3 separate regions of the Mus musculus genome follow, and regions 1 and 2 are each linked to region 3. The links are chromatin loops, found by intact Hi-C in ENCODE. Cell type or tissue: heart. All regions are shown on one strand. Region 1 holds the start of Gm30306 (a long non-coding RNA gene). Region 2 overlaps Nkx6-3 (NK6 homeobox 3). Region 3 overlaps Kat6a (K(lysine) acetyltransferase 6A).

Evidence for each region. Hi-C counts contacts between places; a loop is a spot of excess contacts. Peaks named below come from ENCODE experiments on the same cell type or tissue, not always from the same donor. Only the 100,000 strongest peaks of a DNase experiment are listed, where the experiment ranks them.
Region 1: it touches region 3 in a loop (2.2-fold over the local background); 2 of 42 quality-filtered maps call a loop at or near these places.
Region 2: a loop joins it to region 3, with 2.3 times the contacts of the local background. A loop is called at or near these places in 2 of 42 quality-filtered maps.

The regions. Positions count from the first base shown.
Region 1 is chr8:23,164,912-23,172,911 of GRCm38, forward strand. It overlaps Gm30306 (a long non-coding RNA gene), which reads right to left and starts at 4,643. Exons shown (of 3, transcript XR_378803.4): 1 at 4,607-4,643; 2 at 1,902-2,013; 3 at 1-793. It overlaps Gm30247 (a long non-coding RNA gene), which reads left to right and starts at 3,470. Exons shown (of 3, transcript XR_378802.4): 1 at 3,470-3,801; 2 at 4,595-4,761; 3 at 5,308-6,310. It also overlaps a transcript of Gpat4 not described here. In heart, CTCF peaks have their summits at 3,011 and 4,249 (motif pointing left); DNase peaks (open chromatin) are centred at 1,890, 3,010 and 4,210; H3K27ac peaks cover 868 bases; H3K27me3 peaks cover 299 bases.
Region 2 is chr8:23,154,826-23,162,825 of GRCm38, forward strand. It overlaps Nkx6-3 (NK6 homeobox 3), which reads left to right. Exons shown (of 3, transcript NM_029002.2): 2 at 1,376-1,545; 3 at 2,757-4,123. The coding sequence ends at 2,990. Among named protein-coding and RNA genes, the nearest start is that of Nkx6-3, 5.6 kb to the left of the region's middle. In heart, a CTCF peak has its summit at 4,012 (motif pointing left); no DNase peak of the experiment used is centred here; H3K4me3 peaks cover 1,616 bases; H3K27ac peaks cover 494 bases; H3K27me3 peaks cover 5,804 bases.
Region 3 is chr8:22,930,873-22,938,872 of GRCm38, forward strand. It overlaps Kat6a (K(lysine) acetyltransferase 6A), which reads left to right. Exons shown (of 18, transcript NM_001081149.2): 16 at 1,243-1,842; 17 at 4,608-4,926; 18 at 7,117-8,000. Among named protein-coding and RNA genes, the nearest start is that of Ank1, 40 kb to the right of the region's middle. In heart, no CTCF peak of the experiment used is centred here; DNase peaks (open chromatin) are centred at 1,649, 2,019 and 3,769.

The DNA.
Region 1 (8,000 bases), 230 kb after region 3:
GATGATAACACACTGGAAAGAACCAGCTAGCCAGTGCCCCAGGACACACAGAATGGACAGAGGGGACAAACAGTGACTTTTAAAGCCCAGCTTGACTGAGACATAAAGTTTGTCTATCCCAACACCCTTGGGGTTGTTCTCAAATGGCCTGGATTGAATTCTGTTCCTGTAGCCAGGTGACACGAATACCCAAAGGCAGAGAAAGGCCACAAGGAGGCTGTTGTCCTGTCTGAGGAGGGATAGAGGCAGGCACCAACCTTCCATTGTGATGTGAGGAGGGTCTCACTTCAGAAAACCCACTCTGGCTCCCAGGCTTCAACATGTTGCTTTCTTTTAAAGAAAATTATTTTGAGTGTATGGGCATTTTGCCTGCACGCGAATCTGTGTTCCACGTGTGTCCCTGGTGCCAAGGAGGCCAGAAGAGGGGACTCGGAGCCCCTGAAACTGGAGTTGCTGAGACTCAAATCCAAGTCCTGGAAGAGCAGCAGCTGGTGCTTTTAAACCTTGAGCTGTCCCTTTAGCTCCCTTTTCTCGTACTTGAGACATTGTAGGGATCTGAAGCTGCGTTCTGGAAAAGAGCTTTGAGGTTCTCGTGGGGGTACTGTGTTGGCTGATCCAGTGGCGAGACGCTGCCTGTGTGGGGAAGACCTGTGCCGTAGCTGAGGAGGGAGAGGAAGATGCTTAAGGGACCTCAACTCTGGAAGCACCTGGAGACGCCACACTCCTTCGTCCTGTAGCTTCCTGTTAGTATGTTTTTGCAATTCATAGTAAGTCATTGCAGTTCACCATCAACCTACAAAGAGGAAAGGTGCGTTTGGCTTATAGCTTTGGAGGTCTGGGCCCATGGTTACTTGGTGTCTCTGGGTCACTACTGCTGTGATGAAACACCATGAGCAAAAGCAATTTGGGGAGGAAAGGGTTTGTTTAGCATACATCTTGGCCGACGGAGGGGAACCAAGGCAGGAACTCAAACAAGGCAGGAACCTGAAGGCACAGAGCTCAGAGGCCACAGACAAGTGCAGCTTGCCCCCTCGTTCCTCGGGGTATGCTCAGCCTGCTTTCTTATAGAAGCCAGGGCCGCCCCACCCTCACCCCCCCCCCCCAACCCGGAAGAGGATGGAATGGAAACTACCCGAGGCGGAGGGTGGGGGGGTGTCATTTTTCTATGAAACCCTCCTCATCAGATTTCAAATGGCGCTCAGAGCTGAGTTGCTCTTTCCGGGCCCATGGACATCTTGTACCTGGGTTGGGAGGCACGGCTAGATGCAGGTTCATTGTCCTGCAGAGCGAGGAACTGTGGGAGGGGCTCACAGGGAAGGCCCTGTTCTGTGTGTGGCATCTGGCAAAGGAGGACCACAGGAAGAGTGTCTGACTGGAGCCCTAGAGTCCTGGCCCGTAGGTGACGTCACAGGGTAGTACAGCGCAGTGGCTGTTATGTGGCTTTGATAACCCTGTGGAACAGAGGAGCTGTGGTCTGGATCTGCACCCTCCACGGTCCGTTTGGGAAGTGGTAGAAACTTTAAGAGTGGGGTCTAACGGGAGTTTTAGGTTATTTTGGGGTATGCTCTCCCAGGGTATCTTGGGATGCTGCCCCCCCCCCCCGGCTTCTTGGCCCTCACGAGGGAGCAGCTCTACCCAACTATGTGGTTATGTGGTTTCTACCATCACACCCTGCCTCCTCACCCCAGACTCAAAGCAATGGAATTTGGCAGCTTCCATTCCTTAACCAGCAATTAGGAACCAGAACACTGAACATAGAAAACCTGTTCCCACTGCATGGCCCTTTGAGGCCTCCGTCTCCACGGTCAGCCCAGAAAACAAGTGTACAGAGTCCTCATGGGGCCTCTCCCAGGAGGAAACAAGCACCATTAATCTTGCTAAGGCGAGGGTGGCACACTCACCTGTCCCAGCCAGGGAGCTAGCGTGGGTCAACAGGAAGCCGGTGTTTACTTCCAGCTCTGACGGCTTCCCCTCACCACAGAAAGTCCATGGTGAACTGGGCCAGATGCCAATCTGGTCAAAAAAAAAAAAAAAAAAAAAACTTCAGGCGCCAGCCTGGGTGTGGTAGGAATGGCGATTCTAGGCAGGGGAGAAAACGGAAGTTCTGGCCTCAGGCAAGGTGAGAGGCCACCAGCCACTGCCAATCCCACACAGACAAGGTGTTCTGGACTGATCTCTTAGCTGCCAAGGCGGAAGAGGACATTTACAAAGGAGGTGCTGCTTATTGAGCACCTACGGTGTGCCAAGCATTATATAGGCTCTCAGGAAATCTCTGAGAATCCTACACAACAGGACTCTTCAATAAGGGAAGAGACATTAGGGTACAGCAAAATGCAATGGGTTAGCCTCAGAACATATGCACAGAGAAGGTAGATATGAACCCAGGTCTGCCTCCAAAAAGACAGTTTTTCCTTCCCCTCCAGCGCTCTCTCTCTCTCTCTCTCTCTCTCTCTCTCTCTCTCTCTCTCTCTCTCCACAGACACACAGAGACACACACCACACACACTTACTTCATGCGGGGGTAGGGGGGTTGGAAATCAACTCAGACTTATGAGGTCAAGTGTTAAAAACAAGGGTCCATCAGGGTTCCTGTCCACTCCCCTCACACCCTAGGAATGCCCGGAGGTGGGAGGGTCAGGGAGGGGCTGAGGGAGGGAGGTGCCGGGTGTGTGCATGCCAGCGTGCCCAGGGAAAGCACCCCAACAGGCTGATACAATCTCTCGTTTCCCCTGAGCACAGCGCCAATTAAACACAAGGCAGATGTGAGCAAATAAAACTGAGGCATCCAGAGAGAAAAATCAATATTAGCTTCTATGTCCTAACCCAATCACATAACAATTAATACAGAGCAGGTGGGGCTGCGGGCAGCCACCAGAATGCAGGGCACACTGGGCCTGTCCCTCAGAGGCCTTACATCTCCACGGCACGGCTCATGTCCCAGCCTTTCCAGAAAGGATCTGGGGTCCCTGCTTCTGAAAAAGGCTGCCTGAGGTTTGGCCGAGTCCCCTGTGACAACGGCAGGGGGTGGTGTGGGGTGAAAGTGACTCTCTTGAGGAGTAAGATGGCAGGACCTGGAGGAGGGAAGTGGGTGAGAGACATTCTGGGGTGAGGGAAGCAACAGCAATCCAGACTCCGCAGGCAGGCTAACAATAGTACAAGTGTTCCAGGAAATAATGAAGGACTTGCCCTAACTAAGCGAAAGGAAACCAGACCCAAATGGGGAAACAAAGAGGAAAAGCAAGCGTTTGCATTCTAGAAGTGATGTGGGGGCTCCTAGAGAGAGGGCATCTACGGCTCATGTAACTCAGAGGACACTTAGGCAGTTACTGGGTCATCTTTAAGTGGGGTGATTACAGATGAATCAAGGGTGCACAGGGCACAGTGACGGCAGCAGCGGCAGAATAGCAACCCAGCAAGGGCTTCAGGCCCACTGTGGGATGGGGCTGGGGGTGGGGTGGGGATAGGGCAGTTCGACACAGCTGCCTGCCAAGACAGTTGACCAAGTTCAGCCAGCCTCTGCCCCAGGGAGAAGGCTTCAGCACTGTCAGAAAGACAGTCAAATGTGCGGGTGTCCGCTGGGGGCAGGTGGGCAGAGAAACCCAGCTACTGTGTGTAAACCTGGTAAAGCCAACCCAGGGCAGCCTCACAAACGAAAGTGGAGGGGAGATGCGACCAACCAGGCAATCAAAATGTCCCTCCCTGCTTCTGCTTCTCTCCACGGCGAGCCTGGGCCAGGGTTCCTCCTACACCCCAACTATCCCAGCGTGGACACCCCCCAGAGGAAGGAGTCCTTTCTGAGCGGTAGGTAGTTCTATGGGCCAAGGACTGTTGCATGCCAAAGGGAAAACAAAATTTGTTAGCCGAATATTTTTTTAGACATTTTGCAAGATGCACGGCCTCCCTGACAATTTTTAATGTACTAACTGCCTGGTCCAGTGAGCTGATTAATTGGTGCTGGAGCGATCAATAAAAAACAGAAAATTAAAACAATTTTAAAGTGATTAAGTAGTTTAACACCTGTCTTCCGTCACGTCAGCGCAGGAAGAAAAATAAAGCAGGTGTCGAAGGGGCCTCCTGAAGCAAGAGAAAACAGCTCCTGTCTCAGAGATGACAAATCACAGCTGGCAGATCAATCTGCTGCAGCAAGCCCTTCTCGGGGGCCCAGTACAGAGAGAGAATCGTGCATAAGGAGCAGGGCTAAGCAGGAGGGCTCACGGCTCCAGTTGCCTCCAGGCGCCACCTGCTGCTCATCGGGAAAGAGCCAGCCGCTTGTCTAGGCCCTGGGATGGGTAGGATACAGAGCTTGGGCAGCCGTCTTCCACTGAAACCCAAAGGACCAAGTGGGAAGGTCGGCCCTAGCTACATTGCAGCACATTCTAGACATCCTGACCCGCATCTCTCCCATGCAGGAAGTGGCTCAAATATACTTCAAATGTGGCTGCAGGTCCATGGAGTTAAGGGAAGAAGAGAAATGGTTACAGCTATGCCTAAGGGTCACCAGACCCTCTTCTCTAGAAACTTGTCTCCTCCCTCCCTCCCAAGGGAGATTCCCAATCTCCACTATAGGTCTTCTGTTGTCTCCTGGCATCAACAGGTGGTGAGGTACCTGCCAGGTGATGCCCAAACCTTTGTTCCTGCTTCACTTCCCACGGCTTTTGACCTCACAGGAAGTCATCTGGGAGCAGAGCAGGCTCTAAGACGACTCTTTGCCCCCATTCTCCAACAAGGTCCTCCCGGAATGGAAGGAGCCTGGGAAGTAAGGTGAGTTGGCAAATGGCAGGAAGTTGGCTGTCCCACCTTGAGAGTGGACCGGAGCTGGGTGTGGTGGCACACACCTGGGCTCTTATGCTCTTAGCAGGAACAGTATCCAAGGTCAACCTAGGCTACAAAACAAGACTTACTGTAAAAACAAAAACAACAAAAAAATGGACTTGAATTTTGCACATGAAAATCCCACTCACTCATGCTCTCGAAGGCTATGTTTACGTTTCCTTTGGCTTCCTGGGGTGCACCACTCCATGACACTGGGACTAGGGGGCACAAGCCTGAAGTTCTTAGGAGTCAGGCTTCCCATCCAACCCCCTGTATCCAGGGACAGAAGCCATTGCCCCGAACAGTACTATGATAATACTCAACTTGCTGTTTCCCCCTCAAGGTCCCCTGATGGGAGCTCTGCCCACCCTAGACCAGGACCAGCGCAGCAGCTCCAATAGCTGAGAAAGCCCACAGTAGATAGGAAACATCAGAGGCCACCAGTGTTTTGCTTGTCTGTTTCCTGATAGGGCTTTTGCTATGTGTTCCATGCAGGGCTAGAACTCACCATGTAGATCAAGCGAGACTTGAATTCAGAGAACCGCCTGCCTGTGCCTCCAGCATGCTGGGTGGCGTTCAAGGTGTGCATACCTGGCTCATGGATTTCTTGGCATGCCCCTGTCTTGTCACTGCCCACCACACTAGGTACTGACAGATGGCCAAGAACAAAGGGTCTCCAGCTGTTTTCTTAAAAATTATTTGTGTATGTGTATGTGTGTGTCCTCAGAGTCAGAAAAGAGTGCCAGGGCCCCTAGAGCCGCAGATAAAGGCAGCTGTAACTCGTTCTGTGCGGCTCTGGGAAAAAATACCTGGGATCCTTGGGTAGCAAGTGATCTTAACCACCGAGCCATCTCTCCAGACGCCAGCTATTCTAACGAACGCACTGGCCATCCAGCCTGTCTGCCTTTCTCTAACATCCCCCTGGGTAAGGACTGTGGCTGAGCAGCGCCACAGAGCAACTGGCTTGCTCTCAAACATCACAGTGTTAGCAAACCGTTACACCAATGCACCAAGCCCAGCCTTGCAGTCTGTGGCTGCTGGCTCCGTCTTAGAAGTACTCAGCATGCATTATCTCTGGGCATCCCCTGGCCTGGATGTGTGTGGCTTAGGTGACATCTAAAAGGTCCTATCGCTTGTCTTCAGTCCACTTTAAGGATCTGCTCCAACAGGTGTTTGATCCAGGGCCCACTTAACCCTGGCAAAGGTTGCTCAGTATGTGCCCCCAGGGACATGCCCATGTCCCTCGGTGCCATCCAGAGGCAGGCCAAGCAAGGGACTGAACTGCTCAGAAGCCAACACAAGTTCTTGACTCTGCTGGCCTCCTATTGCTCCCGGCAGGGTAAGCTCACCCTGACTGAGATAAAGTTTCCCTGGGCCCAAGTTCCAAACTCGGCTGTTTTGTTTCTGTTAAAATGCAATTGTTTTTCTCTGGAGTGTTCGGTGACTGCTCCGCGTCAGGAAGATGTATGAAAATCCCCACTTCAATTCGGCATCCCTTTTCTCCCAGACAAACATGGTCGGATTTTAATAAATCAAAGAGCTACAGTGTTTAATAAAAATTTATTGACTTACAAGTGATTATTTATCAAAAGACCATTAATAGCAGGTACTGAAATGATGTGTTACTGGGTGGTGCTGAGAGACTAATAGGAAATCAATGCTACTGGCCGGACAGAATGCATATGAGGGGCCCACCCCCCCCAACAGTGAGCAAAATTTCACCAGCAAAATACACCAGACGCTAGCCCCTGTGCAGTGAAAAGTCCCTCCTTTTTATTTATTGTTTACAAATGAAATAATCAATACTTTTAATCTAGAGGAAAATTTATTAACTTTCCCATCGGAGAGAGACATATTGACTGGGGGAGAGGGGAGTGGGTGCGGTGAGAGACGGATGGCTGGATGGTCATCTCTTAGCCTGTCCAAGAGTCTGTGCGTGAACTGGGATAGCCCAGGCCACACGGGATGTTGCGCCCGGAGAAACTGAGTCTGGCAACTAAGATGTACAGCTGGGGCCAGCAGTGAACAGCAACCCAGACTGTAAATGCTAGAAGGCAGGAGAGTTTATAGACCCAGATCCCCACAAGGCACTTGTCAGTTCAAGATCTAAAAGCCCCTTGCTGTTGTCCTGGCCCACCATCCCTCAAACCGTAAGCTCTCCATCTCTGAAGGGTACCAAAAGGGAGTGGTTCTCACACGGAATTCAGCTCCATCAAAGCTCTACCCGGGGGCCCTGGCCAGGCTGACACCGTCTGGTGGGCCTCCCTCCTCTTTCCAGGGTGGGGGTGCATTTTAGTAGCCCGATTAACGAATTCTTTACCTAGCTGGTAAGAAGTCATCATGTCTGGGTGAAAACTGTGACCTGCAATCCCAACTACCCAGCAGGTTTGGCCCCAGCACAAATCCCCCGGGGTGGGGGCAGTGGTTAGCGTCCCAAGTTGGAGCGAATAGCTCAAAATGGACTTGTTTCAGAACCACACAATTTTAGGGCTCAGAGCTTACATCTGAGCGATGAGCTTTTAGATGAAATCTGAGCTGCTGTAAGAGCTCGGTCAATAAAGCGCTTGCACTGCAAGCATGGAGACCCGAGTTCCAGCCCCTAGGAAGGTGGATTCTACTTTCAGTCACAATGCTGGAGAGGTAGATCGAGGCAGGAGATTCGCTGGCCAATCAGCCTAAGCCAGTGAGAGATTGTGCCTCAAAATCAAGGAGAATGGACCCTGAGACTGTCCTCAGGCCTCCACACCCGCCACACCCACACACACATGTACATGCACACATATACACATGCACACATGTACATGCACACACACTTGCACACATACATACTGAGATATCAGAGGTGCATAAGGTCTCAGAAGTCAATCTGGCCAGAGAGCAGCAGGCTGACAAACTGGAGGGAAGCTCTCTAGTACCCAGGCTGTGCCCGGGAACCTACTTTCTTCTTCCATGGTGCAGAGTTTATATGTAAGACCAACCCTGTACCAATGAGGAGCCTGTGGGAAGCAGCAGAGCAGCTGGACGCGTGCTGAGCAAGGCCCCGGGAACTGCACCCAATTCTTCTCTGCTGCAGCCCAGGTGAGTGGGAGGGGAGCCAGGTCAAAACCAGATTGAAAACTCTACCCAGACCGTGAGTCAAAGCAATAAACCACAAGCATGTGTTAAGGGACACCTGACCCTAGACAATT
Region 2 (8,000 bases), 220 kb after region 3:
GTGCCTGAATGACAGTCACCTTCCTCATCTCTTGGGACCTATAGTTTGGGGTACTATAAGCTCATGCTGTCTCTCCCACACCTCCACCCTACACTCCCCCATCCTGACCCACCCCTCCATCTTGAATGCATACACACACTAGAAAATAGCCAGGAAAAACAGTGGTCAGTTTAACACAAGAGTAAAGAAAAATATCTTTTAGGATAGTGGTTCTACACCTGTGGGTCGTGACCCCTTTGGGGACTGAATGACCCTTTCATGGGGGGGGGGTCACATATCAGAGATCCTGCATGTCAGATATTTCCAATTTGTACCAGTAGCAAATTCACAGTTATGAAGTAGCAGCAAAATAATTTTATGGTTGGAGGGAGGGGGTCACTACAACATGCATCAAAGGGTCGCAGCGTTAGGAAGGCTGAGAACCACTGTATTAGGAGGTCCTTTGCCTCTTCTGAGCTGAAGTCCCCTGCCTATGACACGAGAGCAGAGCACATGAGTTTCAGGGGAACCCAGCACTTGGGTACTCTGCTTACTTTGAGACTCAAGCTCCTTCGTGACTGAGTTGGGGGGTCTCCGGGCTCTCTAGATGACTCTGGTGCTCCAAAACCAGGCTGTATGATAGATTCCAGGAGGTCTGAGGGAGGACGGGCTTCCAGGCTGGCTGCGAGGAATGCAGCACACGGACGAGGAACTGGAGCTAGAAGCCTTCACTTCTGTGCTTTTTCAATGGGCCCGGAAAGCTGGGGGCTCAGAGAAAGGAAGTGGGGAGGAATTCAGAGGCCCCGGAGGTCTGGTTGCCAGCTGGAAGGTATCACCCATGCCTTGGTACATGGCATGCATACACACACCAGAAAATAGCCAAGAAAGCCCAGTGGTCAGTTTAACATGAAAGGAGAGCGAACTGAAGACACTCATCCTAATTTTAGGATAGTAGCTCTCAGCCGCTGGGTCTCGACCCCTTTGGGGATCCAATAGAAAGCATACCACGTCTTGGTGAAAGAAAGAGCATCCTTGTCTTGGTGTCTTAGCACAGAAAAGAAATTCCCATGCATCCCCTGGGTTAGGCAGCATCAGTGGATTATGGGAAAACTAGGAAAGGCACAAGGCCCAGTTAGTTCTAAGGCCTCTATAGCCAGTGCAGCTGCCCTCCAGGGGCCCTGTCCATCCAGATGTGATAGAGGTCACAGTGACTATGACTGTGAATGCCAGAAGTGCTGTTCAACTGACAGGTGCCACCGCATTCCTGGACCTCGGTAGCTCCTAGGTAGGAGAATACATCCCTGTGGAAGATTCAGGACAGGCTGGCACCCCTCCAGGCAGGGTCTTGTCAGGTCTCCACTCACCTTGCTGACCATACTTTCTTCCCTCTGGGCAGCTCCAGACCCCCTGAGTGACACTATCCACAAGAAAAAGCACACCCGCCCTACCTTCACGGGCCACCAGATCTTTGCCCTGGAGAAAACCTTTGAGCAGACCAAGTACTTGGCTGGCCCAGAGCGGGCGAGGCTGGCTTATTCCCTGGGCATGACGGAGTCACAGGTCAAGGTGAGTCTGTGCAGAAAGAGTCTGCCTGGCAGCCTAGCACCTGCCGGGGTAGGAGGCCACTGGGTGAGAGGAAGGTGTGGCTGCCCATCTTACTGTAGAGATTATAATAATTACTAATCACCCCCCACCCCCCGAGAGCGCGCACCATGACAGCCATCTCTACCTAGCCCCATCTGAGAGCCTGTAAACAGTACCGTCATTAAGTCTCACCTTTTCTTGAAGTCAGCATGGTGGCCCATTTTACAGATGAAGAGACAGTGTCAGTTAATCAAGCCTGGTGTTTGGAGTCTTCTGGCCTGCAAGCACAGAGCTGAGATTTGAACGGAGATCTGTGGGACACTCACCAGCTTTAAAATGTCCCAATCTTTAAAATGAAGATAATACACCCCGTTCCCATCCATGCAGAGGAGAGTGGCAGAGATCAGCCACAGACTCCCCGACGAGCTGGTGGCAGCCTCCCTACTTCCACCTCTTCAAGGTCCAGGGACAAGGGTTCCCATTGCCACCCTAGTCTGTCCACACTTTGGATGGGCACACGGGAGAAGAAAGCCATGAGACCTCCCAGAACTGCAACCTCGCTGCCAACATGAAGAAATGAAGAAGTGTGAACAGATTAGGGGGGTTCTGGGGCAAATGCTACCTCAGCAGATAGTTACAGCCACAGAAGGCTGTGGTGTGGAGGTGGAAGGAGCTTAGGTCCGTAGGACACGTTTCTTTGCTTCTTTAGGGCACCACGATCTTCAGCCATCTTAGCGTACATGTTATTTTTCTAGGGGCCAATTATTCACGAGGTTCCTGGAGATGTGTAAAGTTAGCTTATTCATTCATTCATTCATTCATTCACTCCGTTTTTGCGTTTCTTGCCGGAGGTGGACCGGAGGGCCAGGGCATGCTAGGCCCGGGCTCTACCTTACACTGTCCTGAGTCCCAGGGACAATTCTAACCAGTGGCATTTCGGAGGGGTTGGGGGGGGCGCTTTGGTCCAGATGCCTAGACTGCACCCGAGGCAAGGAGGAAGCTGCAGCTCAGGGAGGGTTGTTATAGCACAGGAAAGGGCTGTGGCACGCTTTTATCTAACTTTATTTTATTTCCCCCCCGCGGCTAATGCAAGTGTCAGGCCGCTGCTCTGTGCAGTGGCGCATAGTCTGTACTCTGGGGTAGCGAGGCGGCAGTAACGGAGCCCGCCGCGGCACCCCGGTTGCTCTTTGCAGGTGTGGTTCCAGAACCGCCGGACCAAGTGGAGGAAGAAGAGCGCCCTGGAGCCCTCATCCTCCACACCCCGGGCCCCGGGAGGTGCGAGCGGGGACCGCGCGGCCTCGGAGAACGAGGACGATGAGTACAACAAGCCGCTGGACCCGGACTCGGACGACGAGAAGATCCGCCTGCTGCTGCGCAAGCACCGGGCCGCCTTCTCCGTGCTCAGCCTGGGCGCGCACAGCGTGTGACCCCGGGCTAGCCGCGCCGACCAGCCTTCCCCTCCCCTTTCCGTGCAGTCCGCTGTGGGCAGGGACCAGAGAAGAGGAGTTGGGGGGAGGGGGAGGAAAAGACGAAGGAAGAAGAAAGAAGAAGAGGAGGAGGAAGCGAGAGGGAAGGAAGGGAAGGAGACGAGGGATGGTGAGTGCCCCGAGGGAGAAGATGGCACACCTCTCTGTCATTCCTCCCCTCTGGGCCCCTTGCCCTGTCAGCCCTGCTCTAAAGTGAGCAGGCTTATTTTTTGCAGCAGGGAACCTGGCTATGGAGCGCTCCAGATGCGCTGTTTTCCCCTCTAAGGATCAGCTGGTTAGGGAGTCACACAAAGTACCGCACCTAGTCGTAGGCTGGGACTGCAAAGCAAAAGACGGAGCCTGAAGTCCAGATGTGCTTTCTAATGATCCCACCGCTGGGGGGCGGGTCCTGAAAATAGGAACTCTTCTAACCCTGAGTTTCAGGACCCTGTGACCCCCAACTGCACTTTACTTTCAACGCAGATCCCACTGTACCAAGGAAGACTCTGGGAAAGAGACGAGGGGATGCCAGGCAGAGGGGAAACAGATGAGAAAATCCTAAGGTTTTGTTGTCTCTGGGAGGTACCCACCAAGGCAACCCAGGGCATCCATCAGAGTTTGGGAGCATCTCAGCAGGACAGAGAGAAGGGCTCTGAATGCCACACTCCTCCAATAGGGACACCAGACTGGGCGAACCCTAGGCAGAATAAGGGGTTGGGAGTGCTGCTGGACACCGAGGCTTTTAAAACAAAACTAGAATAAAGATGAAAATCCCAGAAACCGTCCCCGCGGCTCCTGCACTTTTCTAAAGGGAATATTGGCAGTGTTCTCTCCCGTCATGAAGTTGGACTGGAAAGATGGCTCGGCGGTTACTGCTGCTCTTCTGGAAGACTTGGAGCTGGGTTCGCAGCTACAGGCTGCTCACAACGGCCTGTTAACTCCAGCTATAGGTGTTCCGACGCCCTCTTCTGGCCTCCTCAGGTACTGCATGCATGCTCACAGACACACATGCACTCTGTGACTAATAAAAATAAATTCTTTGTAAAATAAATAGATAAATAAATCAGTCTAAAAAAGAAGAAGAAGCAGAAACCATCATCCATAGACCAAATTGTTATCTTCAGTTACCTTCTTTTCTTCCACATCCCAGGTGTTTTGGGGTTAAGGGAAAGGGAACAGGCCTGTTGCTTACCACCATCACAACTTCTTCCCTGACAAGCACCTCAGGGTCTAATGGGTGAGCACAGATTTTGGCCACAGCTCTTGAGTGTGTCATTCCTATTAGAAGGACTTGGGTCCTGTGCCCAGTGATGGGTTTCAGATTAGGAATTCAAGCACACCGAGGTGCACTGTGCTTCTAAGCACGGGACTTATTAGGAGAGCTATTAACACCCTAGAAAGACAGCACAGTGAGAACCCTGAGCAGACTTCAGACCCACGAAGCTAAATCTGAGTCCTTAGATTTCAGGAGATAGAGGGCTCATGTTAGTGGTTCTCAACCTGTGGGTTTCAACTCTTGGGTGTGGGGGTATCAAACAACCCTTTCACAGGGGTCACCTAAGACCATCAGAAAACATAGATAATTGAGTTACGATTCACAACAGTAGCAAAGTTACAGTTAGATGAAATAGCAATGAAAATGATTTTTGTGGTTGGGGGGTCACCACAACACAAGGATCTGTATTTAAGGGGAACAGCATTAGGAAGGTTGAGACCCAGTGTCCCGTGCCACAGAGTTGATAAGTATTCCATAGTTTGTGCTTACAGGCAGGTTGTCTCTGATTCCTAGACAACAGGGGATGGAGCGAGGTTTAGCTCTTTAGTTGATGTATGTTCGTCATACCAAATGCACCAACCTGTAGCCCCTGACAGCTGAGGGTGTTTATAATCATCTTAGGGGGGACATGGGGGATATAGGCACACGGTCAGCTGTGTTGGGGTGCCAGCCATGTCTTCTGCTGCAGCTGGGAGAGCAAAGTGGCTGAACAGTTTTAGTTCCAACCTAGCACTCAGGTGAGGCCAGGTGAGGTTAGGTTAGCTGCCTGCGGTGTCTTGCCAGGTTCAGAATGGTCGTACCTGGATGGTCATAATCCAAACCCGAGACAAATTCTGAGCTTCCATTTCTGGAACCTGACTCTGTGCTCAGACCTTCCTCAGGGTTGACCCTGGAATTCCATAACCCTCCTAAGGGACAAGGGACAGGGAAGCCAGTGGACGGAGCTGCGCCACTCTCTGCACCCTTGGGTGAGCTGCTCCAACTTCCGTGACTCAGTTCACTCATCTGTCAATGGAATAATAATTATGTATGCATACTTTGTAATAAGATTGAACAAGATTAAAATAATGAACATGGCATGAGGGAGCAGGCCTTTAATCCCAGCACTCAAGAGGAAGAGACAGGTGAGGCCAAAGGCAGCCTGGTTGACTTAACAGTTCTAGGCTAGCCAGGCCTCCATCAAAAAGAGAGGCAAACGCTGAGATTCCACATCTGGAAGACAGTTAGACCATGTCAAAGAAAAAAGAAAAAGAAAAGAAATGAAATGAATGTAGCTGGCAGATACCAACAGGAAATACCATTCTTAAACACTGAGAGCCTTGCTTCCAACACATGTCTCCCACAAGATTGCTGGGTAGAAACTTGACTCCCACAGGACTAAGGAGTGAAGCCTTTGGGGAGGTGGTCCGCCCTGGAAAACTCCACCATCATGCACTAGGCTGGTGACCCTTAAAAGGAGTTCACCTCTTTTGGGTCCTTCTGTCTCTTCAAAGTGAGGACACAGTTCGAGTTACTTAGAATCAGAAATGAGTGCTGAACTGGGTGGTACCTTAGACTTAGTCTCCAAGTACTGGAATCACAGGGCTCAGGCTCATAGCAGGATGGATGTGTGAAAGACACAGGCCAGTGTGTGGCTCCCCACTTTGGCAAGTGGTAGCTGGAGCGTTGGGACCAAGTGCATTCATTTTTCTTTAAGGCTGGTACCCTGACTATAGCCTGAGGCTGGAAGACAAGTTCTGTGAGATGGATGGGATCCAGTGAACTGTGCTCTGAGTCCAGAAGGGCATGGGCACTTAATACCACACACCCTACTCTTCCTCTTCCGGTTCACACTAGTGGTCAAGGCTGGGACACATAGCTACTGGTTCCTTTACGTGCCCACACCCCCATGGGCCAGCTGCTGCCTGGGGGTGGGGGGTGGGGCGCGGGGTTCAGGTTCATGTCACTGAAAACTCTCTTGGAACTCTGGACTACAGCATCAACCGAAGCTTGCAGGGGCACCATCTTGGACATGGTGCTTTTATGGAAAGCGTGTGCCAGTAGGAGACCCTCCACTTACCATTTCCCCCCTCAACATTTGGAGTCCACAGGGTTACACCACTCGCCTGGTCCCCACAGGCTTCTGTGCCTGTGCCTGTGGCTCCAGGCTTTGCCTGGCATCAGCGGGTTGCAACAGGGCTTCCAGCTTGCTCCCTGAAATGCTGTGGAGTGGGCGTGGTGGTCTAGGGTGAAGACTCCCGCACCACCAGCAAAGGATGCTTGCATGGGTTCGGTGCCCTTCAGCCAGTCACCTTCCAGCTGCTGCGGATGGCTGGCGTTGCTATCCTCCAGATGAAGATGCTGAGGCAGAAGTGTGCGCCGCGTACTCCGGACACATGAGCTCACATTCATCCTGCTCTCTGAATGTCGTGCTCACCTCCCACTGTATTGCTGGTGAACTCCCGCTGGTATACTCCTGGAGCGTTTGTTAGATATTTGTGATGTACCCTGTGCTTCCCTTATCTTACTTCACTATCAAGATATCCTCAGGGCTGGGTGATTCTTCTCACCTTCTTTAGGACTTATTTGGTAGTGAATAAGAAACCAGAGAAGCCATGCAGTTTGCTGAGCAACCTCCTGCTCAATCCGGGCTGACTCTGGAGCTCCCAATTTTAACTATAATACACAAATAATAATACAATACAATACAATAAAAATAAACAATAAATAAAATAAAACACAATAATAAAAATATAGGAAAAAAAGGAAAATTTAGATTAAAAAAAAACCTTTAAGAATGACATGGTAGCAGACAGCTATTATCTCAGCTCTTGAGAGGCTGAGGCAGGAGAGTATGCACTTGAGACCAACCTAAATTGTGAGTACTGTTCCATCTCTGTCAGGATCGAGGTTCTTGCGCTTGCCAGATGAGAAATTCAGAAGTAACTTTTCTGTGAAGAGTAAGAATACTGTGCACAAAGTAAAGAAGAAACCAATTATGTGACTACCTTTGTGTAATAAAATGTTATCTAAAGTTAAAAAAAAAAAAGGAACAGGCCAAGCTATAGGGTAAGCTATTGTATAAAACAAAACAAATTATAAATTAAAAAAATAATAACAGTTGATGAAAAATCAGGGCTGGGACACAGCTCTGTGCTGGAGGACGTGCACGGCATTCTGCCCTGGGTTCTGTCCTCAGCACCAAAACCAAGTAAATAAAACAAGACTGAAAGAATAACAACACTGCAGGATGGAGAGGACCACCTGAGCATGTGTGTGTGTGTGTGTGTGTGTGTGTGTGTGTGTGTGTGTGTGTGTGTATGTGTGTGTACATGTGTGTGCATGTGAGAATGTGTATGTATGTTATATGTGTGTGCATGTGCGTACGTGTATTTGTGTATGCACGTGTTTGTGTGCACGAGTGGCTCTGCAGTTGGAACTGCTGACATCATCTAGGAACAACCTACCCAGCCTCAAAGGTGCTCTGAATCTCAAAGAAGGAGGACGGAAGGGAATTCTGGGTCTCAGTGCCCTGAGGCATGTCTTAAAGTGACAGAAGGACCCAGAATCAGAGGTGTAAAGTAACACAGTTGATCCTGGCAAGGCTTGTTAGGAGTGTTCAGTGAGCTAATGTCACTCACTGCCCATGGACTGTCATGCCCATCAGGAATAGCCTCTGGGTCTGTACGCACACTATGCTAACCAGTGTCACCACG
Region 3 (8,000 bases):
AGAGAGAGAGAGAGAGAGAGAGAGAGAGAGAGAGAGAGAACTTGTACAGACTCACAAATTTACAAACATGTACATGCACATATTCACACTAGAACTTCAGAGTTTCTTTTAATGATAGACATTTCAGGAAAATTGCTCTTATCTACATTTGTTTTTTAAGGTTTAGACCACTAGGAAACCATTAGTTTTCTGACAGTGTGTTAATGATTACTATTTACCAGGAAGAGTTACATTCTAAGCTATATAGTAATTAAAAACTCTGAATTGAGTTTCAATATGACAGCTGTTAAAATGAAATAAAAGTGCATTTTCCTTAATACAGAGCATTAAAGACATTATAAGCACACATCTGTTTTCACTAGAACACTGGAAATCGCACTGAATGTTTAGATGCCTTCAGAGCGTGAGTGATGGATGATAAGCTGTATCAGTTCCATTATTTTTCTTCAGGTTATACATAACATGTTTGGGATTTCCTTTGACTTTTTTTAAAGTAGCACTTTCATCCTTTATGTCCTCCTCTGATAGGTGAGAGAGGAAAAAAAGTCATCTACTTTATTGTATTTTAATTTAAATTAAACATCCAAAATTTTTTTTAAGATTTCCCATATTTCTTGGATGTCTTCTTCTCCTGGCGCACGTTCCTATAGCCCAGCGGCTCTCAACCTGTGGTCATGACCTCTTCACAGGGTCTTCTAAGACCATGGGAAAACACAGATATTTACACTGTGATTCGTAACAGTAGCACAGTTACACTTATGTAGTAGCTATGAAATAATTTTATGGTTGGGGCTCACCACAACATGAGGAACTGTATTAAAGGGTGGCAACGTTAGGAAGGGTGAAAACCACTGTTATAACCTGTTCTTCCTAGTTTTTCAATTTTTCATTTCTATAAAATGTTATAATCTCATCTACCATCTATAAGATCACAAACACTTACTTTGATATCAAAGATGGCATTTTTTAGTAGTTATGAGCACAAGATAGAGTCAGAGTTCTGAATTTGGGCCTCCGGTTACCTCATTTAGAGACTAGCATCATAATACTTCATTGTATTGTTATGAGAAGTAAACTAATAATTAACTATAAATACATTTTTAAGTGGCCAAAGGGAAAGAGTATTCAGGGTAACTATTAAATACTTAATAATTTTTTTCCAAAGTTCTGTTTTCTTATCTTAACCAAGCAGACTGAAAAAAAATCAATGTTGTTTTTGTTTGTTTTGTTTTCCTTAATTAGGTGGGGAAGTCTGTGTCTCGGGAGAAAAAAGATCAGGAGTCTTCCTCTTTAATAGAAACTGACAAGAAGCCAGAAGTTAAGGAACTAGCCAGTTCTTCACGTTTGAGCAAACAGGCCCTTCCTCGGGACAGTCTTCCTGCAAATAGCCAGCCACCTCGGAGGGGCCGCTGTGGGAGGAAGAACAGAAAGACACAAGAACGCTTTGGTGATAAAGATTCTAAGATGCTTGTGGATGAGACACTATCCGCTTCTCAAGAGCAATATGGAGACTGCGAGGAAAAGTCAGAAACCTCCCAAGAACGGTTCACTGAGATGGAAGAGCAGTTGGCAGCCCCTCAAGTGCAAGCAGACGGGAAACCAGACATCCCCAAGGGGAGGTTCAGTGAGAGCGTTGAGTTGTGGCGAGGACAGCTGAAGAAAAGCCCTGAGACCCTGAAGTGCCGATTGCCAGAAGGAAATGACCGGCTTCCGTGCTGCTACACCGATGGTGACAGGGCTGTCTTTAGGGGCTTCAGCGAGAGCAGTGAGGAGGAGGAAGAGCCAGAGAGTCCCCGGTCAAACTCGCCACCAATTCTCACGAAGCCCACACTGAAAAGAAAGGTGATGCATCTTTGTGTTCGTCCTCTGTAGTTGAGGCTTGCTATGTGGCTTGCTGTGCCGTGCAGTTCTGCAGTAGAGCACACGAGGCTCATGCGCTGTCTCATAAACTCGTGCAGACGCACGAGGGCAAGTAACTAAAGTCCTGGAAAGTGTAGCTCCTGGTACGGTGGCACTGACTGCTTTTTGGCAGACATGTCCCAAGCTGTGGTCTGCATTGCCCAGGCCAGTCACAATGCAGGCTGCCACACTCCAGCCAGGAGAGGAGAGGCAGCTATCTCACCCAGAGCCACGAGGTCATTCCTTTCTGTAGCAGGGGTATTAAAAAGTGCAAGGCTGTTTAAAGGAAGACCTTTAAGAATGTATTTTAGATTTGCACCGTTAATGCAAAGACATAACACAAAATTCTCATAAGCTCCAGACTCTGTGCCTGTGTGAGGCACATTCGTCACAGTTCAACATAGGCGTTACTTAGTACAGACCATGCTTTATTCAGAGTTCTCGTTGGCCTCAGTGGCCTTTCTCTGCTTAGGATCCCACCGAACTTTCCATGTTATGTTAGTTATTCTCTTCTGGGTTGTGAATTTCTCAGACTTTGATTGTCTTTAGTATGACCTTGAAGGTTGTGAGTTCAAGTATTTTATCTGTTATCCATCATTAACTAGAATGAGGTAATGTATTTGAGAGTAAGGCAAAGGAGGCAGAGAAGCAAGCACTAGTCTCATCACATCATCTGGTGGGTATTGTATTGTGTGGCATATGGGAGTCAGGTAGAGGACTCCACTTTGCTGTTGGCCTTGGCCCTCCTGGGTTTCTCTGCTGCTGCTGTTACTTTGTTTCCCCTTTTTCCTGGGGAAGAGGAAAGGCATGAGTGCAGATCGGGCTTAGCCTGGGTGTGGCTACTCACTATAGCAGCAGAGCACCTGCATAGGTTACATAGGTCCCTTCTGCTGTCGCCATTAGAAAGGACCTGGTACTTGAGTTTGTAGCACTGTTTTAAACTTAGCGCCTCCCATCCAGCACTGGCCATGTTTGTTGTGTTGCTCCTGTTTATACTCACAGTATCATCGTCATGGCGAGTTTCTTTTGTTTTAAGTGCTTTCTGATAGTACAAGGTCCTACAAATTTATCTGAAATATTTCTTGCCTCCGCTGCAGAATCAGCCCTTCTCTAAGGAGCAGAGCTATTTTTACTCTAACTTGAAAATTCTCAGTAGATTTTGAAGTAGAGAAAAATTAAAGTGATTAACTCTCCTGTTGATTGCATGATCATAAAGAATGTATCTTTGCAGCCGGGTGTGGTGGCAGAGGCAGGCGGATTTCTGAGTTCGTGGCCAGCCTGGTCTACAAAGTGAGTTCCAGGACAGCCAGGGCTACACAGAGAAACCCTGTCTTGGAAAAACAAAAACAAAAACAAAAACAAAAGAATGTATCTTTGCCATCCTAGGGTTTATTTCTCCAGTTTATGTGGTAAAACAAGTATGCTATTTTCTTGTGTAAAAAACACTAGTATTGGGTGTTAGAGAGATGGGTCAGTGGTTAAGGTACTCACTGCTCTTCCAAAGGTCCTGAGTTCAATTCCTAGCATCCACATGGCAGCTCACCACTGTCTGGTGTGCAGATGAACATGCAGACAAAGTACCCATGTACATAAATACACACATAAATAAAATTTAAAAAGTAATTGTAAATAAAAAAGTAAATGTGTAGAAAACACACAAAAAATATTGTAACAGCCAGTGAACTTGTATGCAAAGTACTTAGACAGTCTTAAAATTTACTGAAGGACGCTCAGGATTATTTTATGGCCTAGATGTATGACCTTGCATAAGTGCTAACCTTTCTAGCCTCTGTACAAGGATGTGATTCAGTCATTCCTGGGCTGTTGTCTCTGTAGCTTGGTGACATCACTGTGTTATGTAAGCTATTAGGTCAGCCCCGTGTCAGTGTGTGCTGTGTGCGCCAAGTCTCAGGCCGTGCTGCTGTTTTCTCTTCTCTGTCAAGTGAATGCATTTCTGCTCTGCGTTTGTGTGCTCTGCTCTAGCTAGTTTCCCCAAATGGCGTGCACATTTATTGATCTGCTAATGCATGGTGATGTATAAGATGGAATGTTTCTATTCCTTTTGCTCTTGAACAGAAGTAGAGGGCGTAGTCTCTGAGGCACTTTAGCATTAGAGCAGGTGGCGCTGTAAAGTGTAAAATGTCGATGAGCTGAGAAGATGCACCAACACCATGTGCTCTCTGGACACTTGCTCTTCATATCAGAGCGGGCCTTAGTGCCCAAAATCTGTGCGGATTTTGTTGTTCCTCCCCCTTCCCCCCCTTCCCCATTCCCCTTCCCCTCCTTCCCCTCCTTCCCCCTTTCCCCCATCCCCCTTCCCCCTTCCCTTTCCTTCCCTTCGCGCGCGCGTGCGTGCGTGAGTGTGTGTAAGAGTACATGTGTATGTGTTGGTGGGCTTGCACTTGGTGGGTGTGTAGAGGTCAGGGGACATTTCTAAGGATTTAGTTCCCCCACTTGTATATGGGATCCAAGGTTGATCCCAGGTTGTCAGGTTGCCCAGTTTGCACAGGAAACTTCACCTGTGGAGCCACCTCACTGACCACACACATCTCTGTGTTCTTAACACTTTGTCTTTACCAGAGTATCTGTTGGCAAACTGCATCTTTGTTTTAAATATGTTAGTTCTGCAAAGCTTTAAAACTTTTATGTTAAAGCAGGGAAAAAAGCTCATTACTATAAATAAAATACCTGCTTTCTTTACTACATAGAAACCGATTCTTCACCGAAGACGAAGAGTCCGCAAGCGGAAACACCACAATAGCAGTGTAGTCACAGAGACCATCTCTGAGACCACGGAGGTGTTAGATGAGCCTTTTGAAGACTCTGACTCTGAGAGACCAATGCCACGACTGGAGCCTACATTTGAGATGGAGGAAGAGGAGGAGGAGGAGGAGGAGGAGAGTGAGCTCTTCCCCAGAGGGTACTTCCATTGCCTGTCCTCACAGGACATCCTTAGGTGTCAGTCCTCCTCCAAGAGGCCGTCTAAAGAGGAAGAGGAGGAGGAGGAGGAGTCAGACGACGCAGATGGTAGGTTTACACACTGTTCCTTAGAGTAGTTTCTGTGTGTCTTTGAAAATAGAGAAGTAATCACTACAGACCCTTCCTTCCCCAAAGGGCTGGGAATGAACACAACTCACTAAGACAGGAAGGGGAAAGGTTGGCCACCTCTGCAGATATGGGGTTTATCTATCCATAGTCACGTCTGCATGTAAACGCGCTTCTTTAACCTGATCTCTTCTTGCTTTGCAGGAAATCTTAATTATTGGAAGGCCTTCCTTTTCACCTAATGTTGCCTAGGTTTTTGTCTGAATCCTCAGTTAAAGGGTGTTGGCATAACTGAGTACTGGATTCTGTGGTCTGCAGCTCGCTGAGTGCCTAGGTTTGGTGCTCAGCAGCTCTGGTAACTGAGTGACTGAGGAGGAGCCACCTGAGCATCCCTGGGGACCTCTGCCCTCTGTTCAGGAACCTTCCTGAACCATGCGTCTGATGGTGTTTACTCGCAGAGTAATCTCTTCCTTCTCGTTGTTTTGTGTTTATCTTGTTTTGTTATTTAAGACTCACTATACAGAGGTCTGACCTGCCTCAGCCTATTTGGTTCTGGGATTATAGGTGTGTACAACCCAGTAACCAGTCGTACATTTCTAATAAGTGACAATGATAACAAAATAAGCTACGTTGTATGGTGTAGCTAACATTCCGTCAATTACTATTAAAATAGACATATTCCCATGTACAGAAGCAGGCTCATTTGAGATGAGCGAGGAAGAAGGCAGGCTTGTTGGGTGCTGTGTCACCTACACCTCCATCATGTTTGTTCTGATGCCTCTGTCAGCCTTTGCATTTTCACAGGCAACTTAGAAGAAATTGTGTTGCCTGGTATTGCTTTGTACTACTTTATTTTATTTTATCTTATTTTATCTTTTGCCTTTTTTGGAAGAGCGTTTTATTTTATTCTCTTAAAATCTTGGCTTCAGACCTAGTACATAGGACCTGTATTTTTCTGACAGAATGTGTAGCTTGATAGTGATGAGCCCTGAGCTCAGACCTAGAATCAAAACCAAAACCTTTGTGGTATGTGTGTGTGCGCGCATGTGTCTATGTGTGTATATACATGTGTGTATATGTATGTTCATGTGTATGTGTGTGAATTTGTGTGCATGTGTGTGTATATTTGTATGTGAGAGAGCATATATGTGTTTGTGCATGAGTATGAGTATACATGGCAGGAGAAGACAGAAGAATTATAAGTGTGTGACACAGTCTGGCTGACCCACTTGCTGTAGCCTCTTAGGTGTTGGAAATCACAGCATACCTCACACAGTTTTCTTATTGTAAGGCTTACTCAATGATGCATGTTTTTAATGTAGTGATGATCATTAAGGTTCTTGCTTTATTTATTATAATAGGTGATGACCCAGTTTTCCTCTTGTTAGATATTGCTGTGTGTCTAGGGACCTGAGACTGTTTTGGTGTGATTGGCACTTGGTGCTGTGCTCTGTCTTGATTCACTTTGTCACAATGGTCTCTCTCCTGTGAGCTCCTATGACCTTGACAGTTCTTACTCAGACTGCTGTTGCCTTTGCTGACTTCCCAGATGTACCACAAACAAACCTTTAATTCTCTCTTCCTCTACATTCATACCCTTCTAAACTTATTAATAACTGAGAATGTATTTAATGCATTGAATTCTACTTTAAAATGATTTAAAGTTTATCTTCTGTGTCTTGCCACAATTAGGAAAAGTAATGCTACTGTTGAATTTATTTCCTCTAAATATAACTTGTCACATTGACCATTTCTTACTTGTTCGGGACTACAGATCAGTGCGTGGTTAAGACTACATACTATGCAGTTGGTCCCATTTAGCACAGTGACTAACAGCTATTCACAGGGGAGGCTTAATTGTGGTCTACAGAATTGCCTTATGATCCTACTTCAAGTAATGATTTTGTGGAAACGAAAGCAAACCAAAGAGGTAACAGAAAGCAAACAGAAGCAGCTGAGGTGTAACTTAAGCGGACACTCCTGCTCCTCTTTACTGCGTCTTCATAGGTGGTAGAATCAAGTTGCCCAGGATTAGCTCACTTCTCTGCCAGGTCACTGTGTTACTTGATGTGCAATCAGTTAGTGTTTTTCCTTAGATTCTTCTGCTGTACATGCTGGTCTCAAAGAAATGCTAGGTCTTGTAACCTCTCTCACTATCTCTTTTCTGTACAGACACTCCTGTCCTAAAGCCAGTATCTCTCTTGCGAAAATGTGATGTGAACAGTGCTTCACTTGAGCCAGATACCTCTACACCTATGAAAAAGAAAAAGGGATGGCCCAAAGGCAAGAGCCGAAAACCTATCCACTGGAAGAAAAGGCCTGGACGGAAACCAGGATTTAAATTGAATCAGGAAATCATAGCTGCTTCTGCACAGGAATGCATAGTTGAGCCCGTAGTCCCCATTAAACCAGGCCGTAAACCCAGAACTCAAGAGAATGAAGAAATTGTTGAGGTAAAGGAGGACTTGCTGGAAGAAAGGAAAGAAGAGATGCACACAGAACCAGATGAGGAGGCCGAAGAGGAAGAGGATACAACCAGCAGTGACATTAGAGCCATGTCCCCATTGGACAGCAGCAACAGCCCTGAGGCAGAACCAAAAGAACCCGAGCCAGAGGAGGAAGACGAGAAGCCTTCGGACGATCAGAGGCAGTCAGAGGAAGAGCCCCAAGAGCTGGAGGAGCAGGAGCAGGAGGAAGAAGATGAAGTGACCACAGAGGCCAACCAGAACGAAGACCATGACGCTGACGATGAGGACGAAGGCCACCTGGATTCGCTAAAGACAAAAGAGCCAGAGGAGCAGCCAGCTAGAGAAGACGACAAGGAGGAGCCTGGCATCCAGGGATCTTTTTTAGCTGCAAACATGCAGGACAGTAGGGAGAATACAAAGGATAAAGATGAGGCTGAACCGGATTCTGAGGAAGACCAGCCTTCCCATGAGGCTTCTGTGGTATCAGAAACCATGCCAGGCTCAGAGGAGGACCATGAGGAAGACTCCAACACTAAGGAAGAGTTAATTGAGCTAAAGGAGGAGGAAGAGATCCCACACAGCGAACTG